Linked DNA regions of Homo sapiens: region 2 is linked to region 1. Evidence: chromatin loops called from intact Hi-C (ENCODE). Cell type or tissue: mammary epithelial cell. All regions are shown on one strand. Links, peaks and the distances in the headings refer to the core of each region. The heading gives the core; the rest is flanking DNA.

Region 1 (2,913 bases), core at 175-2,674:
ACCCCCTGAATCATCTGTTTCCCAACAAGTGGCTTTATTGTCCTAGGGGTTTTTGCCTATGGTGACTTTTTGTTGTTTATTGTATTTAGAAGTAGTGTTTTCTACCTGCTTGTAGCAACTGTAATGTTAAAAGGGAAGCAAACTCAGAGTTAAATAAGTTTTGGAAAAATAAAACTAAAAGTAGATCCATAACAGAAAGGGCTGGGAGGGGGTGCTATAATAATCTCAAAGTGCTATATGCATTTTATTTTAACATGACTTTACATGTACACCTTTGCAAGCTATTTAGAAACTCGCATTAATTTTGTCACCACTTTACAGTCCCCTGTTTGAAAAATTTGGTGACACAGTTTGTCAAAATAAATCTTTTTTTTTTTTCACATGCTGATGTTGCTGCCGATGATTTCAACGCCTGGCTTTGAGATTCCGTGAGTAGTCTTGAATAATTTAAAATTCGAAAATCAAATTCTACTTATTTTCTCTTAATGCTATTGTATTTCCTAATTCTCAGCTTTAACATGTAAGAAAGTACTTTCGCTAGGGGTCTTAATTGAATGGTGGGGTCGAGATGACTGCGTCAGAATTAAATCTCTGGAAGACCTCTGAGCTCCTTTTAAAATCATCAACAAGCGAAAATCCTTATCAATAGCGATGTGGGAATGCATTAGGTACAGTATTTTAAACATACAAAACCTAGGCATATTAAAAAGCACTCCTCTGGTAATTTAATAAGGAATAATGATGTCCTTAAGTTTATTTTAATCAGCAAGTATGACTCAATTTGAAAATATGAGAACAAATAGATTTAAATAGGAACACCCAGTAAACTATGGTATGCAAATAAACTCAGAGGTAAACTTGTGAATACATAAATCTAAATAAGTCAGTTACCATCAAAATATTACGTGATCCTATATTTTTCTGTCCACGTCTTAAAAGTATTTTTTACCTTGGGGCTTTATTTTCTTTCCCTCTTCCCAAGATTATCCAAGGCAGTTCCAATACGCGTTTTCAATAATGGTAATTAAACTTTTGGAGGGTAATCGCCAGCTGTTTCCAGAAAAATACTTTTAATAGGTGGTAGTCCTCCCTGTAACTGGTTTTCCCTGTAATCCTTTTGTGCACATTGTAAAAATAACCCCCATGAACGTGCCACCAAGGGGACAATGAAGAGAAACAGGTTCTCGGCCCAGAGTTGTGAAGAAGATTTTGGTCGCACTAGCGCCACCCAGCGGTTTTAGAGAAGGAGCACACTTCTCCCCAAATAGGGCTTTTGAAGAACAAGTTTTACAAAATTTAGAAATCGTTTCATTATTGAGACACCCAACTTGGCGGCAGAGCGCTTTAATCAGAAGACGTCTGCGAATTAAACGGTGGGACGAAGAGGTCGCCTTGTGGGTATGCTCCGGCTTTCTCAGAGTTGCTTCCAACTCGCACCGGCGCTCGCCCGCCCGCTGCACCCCGGGCCCGGCTCCTGCTCCCGCTCGCTGCTGGGAAGAGGCAAGCGCTTCCTAGAGCCGCTGTTTTCAAAGCCCGGAGTTTCCTAAAACTCCCTCTCCGGCTGCGAGAGTCGGGACAGAGCAGGGCAGCAGGTCCCGCTTCCAGGCCCGGCCAAGGCCCGGCCGGGGCCACACCGGCGGGCGGGCAGCGGTGGCACCGAGAAGGCGCCCCCGGCCCGCCTGCCTGCCTTGCCTGGCGCCCACCGCTCCCCGGCCTCCCCCGGCACGGGCTCCAGCGGCGCCCCACCGGCCGCCCGCCTCGCCTTGCCTCTCACCTCCTGCGTGTCTGCGTAGTAGCTGTTCCAGTCGCTGGTTTCATGCCCTTCCATCTTCACAGTTCCTAACATCCTGGAGCCACCCTGCCCAATACAACCATCCAGCCCTGTGCGAAGCGACGGGCGGCCGCGCGGCGCGGGGCGGGGGAGGGGAGCTGAGCAGCTGCAGTCACCCGAGCGCCCGCGCGGGCCCAACGCCACCCGGGCGAAGAGGAAGCCCAGAGCTGCGGGGCGCGGCGTGCGCGGCGGCGGCGGCGGCGCGGCGGGCGGGGGCAGCGCCGGGGGCAGGCGGCTGCCGCGGAGCGCGGCGCCGGGGAGCGCCTCCGCGGGAAGTGAGCGGGCTGCCTCTGCGAGGCAAGTGCAGTTGAGCTGATGTGGATCTTACGTCGCTTGAGTGCCCACCTCCTCGTCCTCTCCCCATTTGTCCGCCGCACAAAGACGCTCGCACCTACAAAGCCCGAGGTGCACCTGCAAGGCGGCCGCCCGCCAGTCCGGCCGCCGCGCCTCCCGCCCCGCCGCTTCACCGCTGCGCGCGACCCCTCCCCCGCGACCCCTCCCCCAAGCGGGGCCCTCACTTTGTTTGCAAAGCAGTGTAATTGGTTTAGGCCCGGAGGCTAGGGAAAGAGGGAAATGGGGAGGGAGGGGGTGTAACCCCCTTTGGAAAAAGAAAAAATAGGCGGGGCCAGGCGGGCGGGCGGGCTAGGGCTCTGGATCGGAACCTCGCAGCCGGAGAAGGCCGGGGGCGGTGGCGTCGGAGACTGGGCTTAGAGACCTTGTGGGATAACTGACCCCGGGGTCCCTCCCCAGAGGTACACGCCACCTTCCGAGCGCGGGCTGCGGCCCAGTCTCGCGCCCCTCCTGCTCTTTGCTTCCTCCCTCCTGATTCCTGACCCAAAGTTCAACCCCGGGAGACTGGAGAATACAGACTTTTTTTTTTCTTTCCTCCTGAGAGCTTCAGACTAGAAAAGGGAAAAAGCCCCACTTTTGCTTCGTCACTAGAAACCGGGTCATCTGAGTCAGCCGAGCCAAGTGACGTTAGGCCGACCCGGGCCCCGGGCTAGCAGAGCGGAGGCGCTGCCACGAAACTCGTACCTGCGGCTAAGAGCAGGTGAGTCACAGCACCGGTTTATATCTTTATG
Region 2 (2,913 bases), core at 183-2,682, 250 kb before region 1:
GCAACTGAAACTCATCCATTGCTAATGGGAGTGTGAAATAGTACAACCAGTTTTGAAAACTGCTTTGTACTTTCTTAGGCAGTTGAACGTAGGTCTACCCTGTGACTTAGCAATTCCATTTCTAGGTCTTTACCTTGGAAAAATGAAAATATAGATATGCTGTAAGACATTTAAAGGATGTTTGTAGGAGCTGATTTATAATATTCAACTATTGAAAATGATGTGAAAGTCATTTTATCAAAAGGAAAATGGATATACAAATTGTGGTATATGCATAAAATGGAATACTATTTAGCATGAAAATGGAATACTATTTAGCATAAAAAGCATGAACTGCTCTCACAGTCTCTCACACACACAAACATAGATGAATCTGTAATACATATGTTGAATTGAAGTCAGACAAAGGATTCCAGACCTAAAAGTTTCATTGTTTTTTATGAAGTTCAAGAAGAGATGAAATAACCCATGCTATTACAAATCAGAATAGTAGTAGCCTGTGGAGATTGGTGCAGACTGGCTTAAGAGGGGGTACCAAGATATTTTCTGGTAGAAATAGTCTACATCTTAATTAGGGTGGTAGTAACAGAGATTTATAAATTTGTCAAAAGCCAATCAATTCTACACTTAAAATGTGTGCATTTTACTCTATGTAATCTTACCTGAAATAAAACCCCTATAAAATAATAATTTGGCTTATAAGGTATGGTTAAAATTTCAGAAGTTCCCTGTTTAATACATTTTTTCTTTACTCCTGCATCTTCTTTCCTCTGGTTTGTGTGCTTTCTTTTTCCTGTGTGAAATCTTGGTGTCTTACTACTTTGTCTTTCCTTAATTTGGCCTCCCTTGCTTTACTGTATTGCTGCTGTGATGTAGTTGGTCCTGACCCTAGGTTAATGTGTGTGTTTTTGTCTTTGTTTAAAAAAAAGCTTAAATAGCAAAAATAAAAATTTGAAGACTAGAAAAAGCTTATAGAAAGAAGATACAAAGAAAGAAAAGATTTTTGTACATTTGTACAATGTGTTTATGTTTTAAGCTGCTTATTACAATAGTCAAATAGTTAAAACAAATTAAAAGTTTATGAAGTAAAAAAGTTACAGTAGGCCAGGCACAGTGGCTTACTCCTGTAATCCTAGCACTTTGGGAGGCCAAGTCGGACGATCCCTTGCATCCAGGAGTTCAAGACCAGCCTGGGCAACATAGTGAGACCCCTTCTCTACAAAAAATGCAGAAATTAGTTGGATGTGGTGGTGCGTGCCTGTAGTTCCAGCTCCTGCCTCGGGAGGAGCTTGAGCCAAGGAGATTGAGGCTGCAGTGAGCTATGATCATGCCACCACACTCAGCCTTGGTGACAGAGACCCTGTCTCAAAAAAAAAAAAAAAGTTACAGTAAACTAAGATTAATTTTTTATTGAAGCAGAAACATATTTTTTATAAATTTAGTGTAGCCTAAGTGTACAATTTTTATAAAATCTATAGTAGTGTACAAAAATGTCCTAGGCCTTCACATTCACTTACTCACTCACCCAGAGTAACTTCCAGTGCTATAAGCTCCATTCATGGTAAGTGCCCTGTACAGGTATACCATTTTTTATCTGTTATACCATATTTTCATACCTTTTCTATGTTTAGATGCACAAATACTTAACATCGTGTTACACTTGCCTACAGTATTCAGTACACTAACATGCTGTCCAGGTAGCTATACCATATAGCCTAGATGTGCAGTAGGCTATACCATCTAGGTTTGTATAAGTACATGCCATGTTTGCACAACAACAAAATAGCCTAATTATGCATTTCTCATAATGTATCTCCATTGTTAAGCAATGTATTCCTGTATCGTGAGTATTAACCAAAATGTGACACAGACACACCCAATGAGCACATGCTATTGGAAAAATGGCATCAATGGATTTGCTTGACACGGGGTTGCCACAAACCTTCAATATGTAGAAAACATATCTGTAAAATGTAATAAAATGAAGCTACAGTATGCCTATAGCTATTTTTTTGTTTTATATTTCTAAAAAGAGCGTTCTGATTTTAGCAAGTATGCTAGCCTTAGAATGTGAAATTAAAAGGTGAGAAATATTTGCTTAGGCTGTTTTCATTAGTTTACCATAGACATTGTTAGGAATGAAGGAACTGGGTTAAAAGGTAATAATTCTGTATATCAGCTAGTTCCTTTTTTATCTTTGTTAAGTATTTCCTTGTGTCAGACCTAAGTATTACTTAAAAAATATCTGTATCTCTGTTTGTTCAAAGTTCTAATATTATTTTTTAAATTTTTTTTATAAGTTTAGATGGGGTCTCACTGTGTTGCCCAAGCTGGTTTTGGATACCTGGCCTCACGTGATCCCTCCTGCCTCAACCTCCCAAAATGCTGGGACTATAGGCGTGAGCCAACATCTCTAGCCCAAAGTTCTAATTTTAAAATATCATTAACTTTTTCTGTAGTTCTAGCTGTTTGAGTTCCTTTTGCTATTGTACATGTATACATACAGTAAAAATTTGTTGACAACTGATTTATACTGCTTGAATTTGAATCCTGCTTATTAGCTACTTGACTTTAGAGGAGTTATTTATTATTCTTTCCTTTTGATTTTTTTCTCTTCAAAATGGTATAATAATATCTAACTCATAAGGCACACATCAAGATTAAATAATTTAATACATATATTTGGAACAGGGCCTGGTGCACACTTATTTCTCACCAAGAGTTGATTGACTATCATAAATAATATGCATGTTGGCTGGGTGGAGTGGCTCATGCCTGTAATCCCAGCACTTTGGGAGGCCAAGGCGGGTGAATCATCTGAGGTCAGAAGTTCAAGACCAGCCTGGGCAACATGGTGAAACCCCATCTCTAGTAAAAATACAAAAATTAGCTGAGCACGGTGGTGTGTGCCCC

What was found. Hi-C counts contacts between places; a loop is a spot of excess contacts. Peaks named below come from ENCODE experiments on the same cell type or tissue, not always from the same donor. Only the 100,000 strongest peaks of a DNase experiment are listed, where the experiment ranks them.
Region 2: it touches region 1 in a loop (3-fold over the local background); 2 of 110 quality-filtered maps call a loop at or near these places.

Annotation. Positions count from the first base shown.
Region 1 is chr14:37,593,127-37,596,039 of GRCh38, forward strand. It overlaps FOXA1 (forkhead box A1), which reads right to left and starts at 2,123. Exons shown (of 2, transcript NM_004496.5): 1 at 1,775-2,123. The coding sequence starts at 1,846. TTC6 (tetratricopeptide repeat domain 6) reads left to right here and starts at 2,503. Exons shown (of 33, transcript NM_001310135.5): 1 at 2,503-2,882. RefSeq lists enhancers at 2,059-2,913, 2,432-2,913. In mammary epithelial cell, for the core only: a CTCF peak has its summit at 1,238 (motif pointing left); DNase peaks (open chromatin) are centred at 1,225 and 1,475; H3K4me3 peaks cover 1,437 bases; H3K27ac peaks cover 1,022 bases; H3K27me3 peaks cover 110 bases.
Region 2 is chr14:37,339,327-37,342,239 of GRCh38, forward strand. The region is part of intron 9 of MIPOL1 (mirror-image polydactyly 1); the gene reads left to right. Among named protein-coding and RNA genes, the nearest start is that of MIPOL1, 140 kb to the left of the region's middle. In mammary epithelial cell, for the core only: a CTCF peak has its summit at 1,258; no DNase peak of the experiment used is centred there.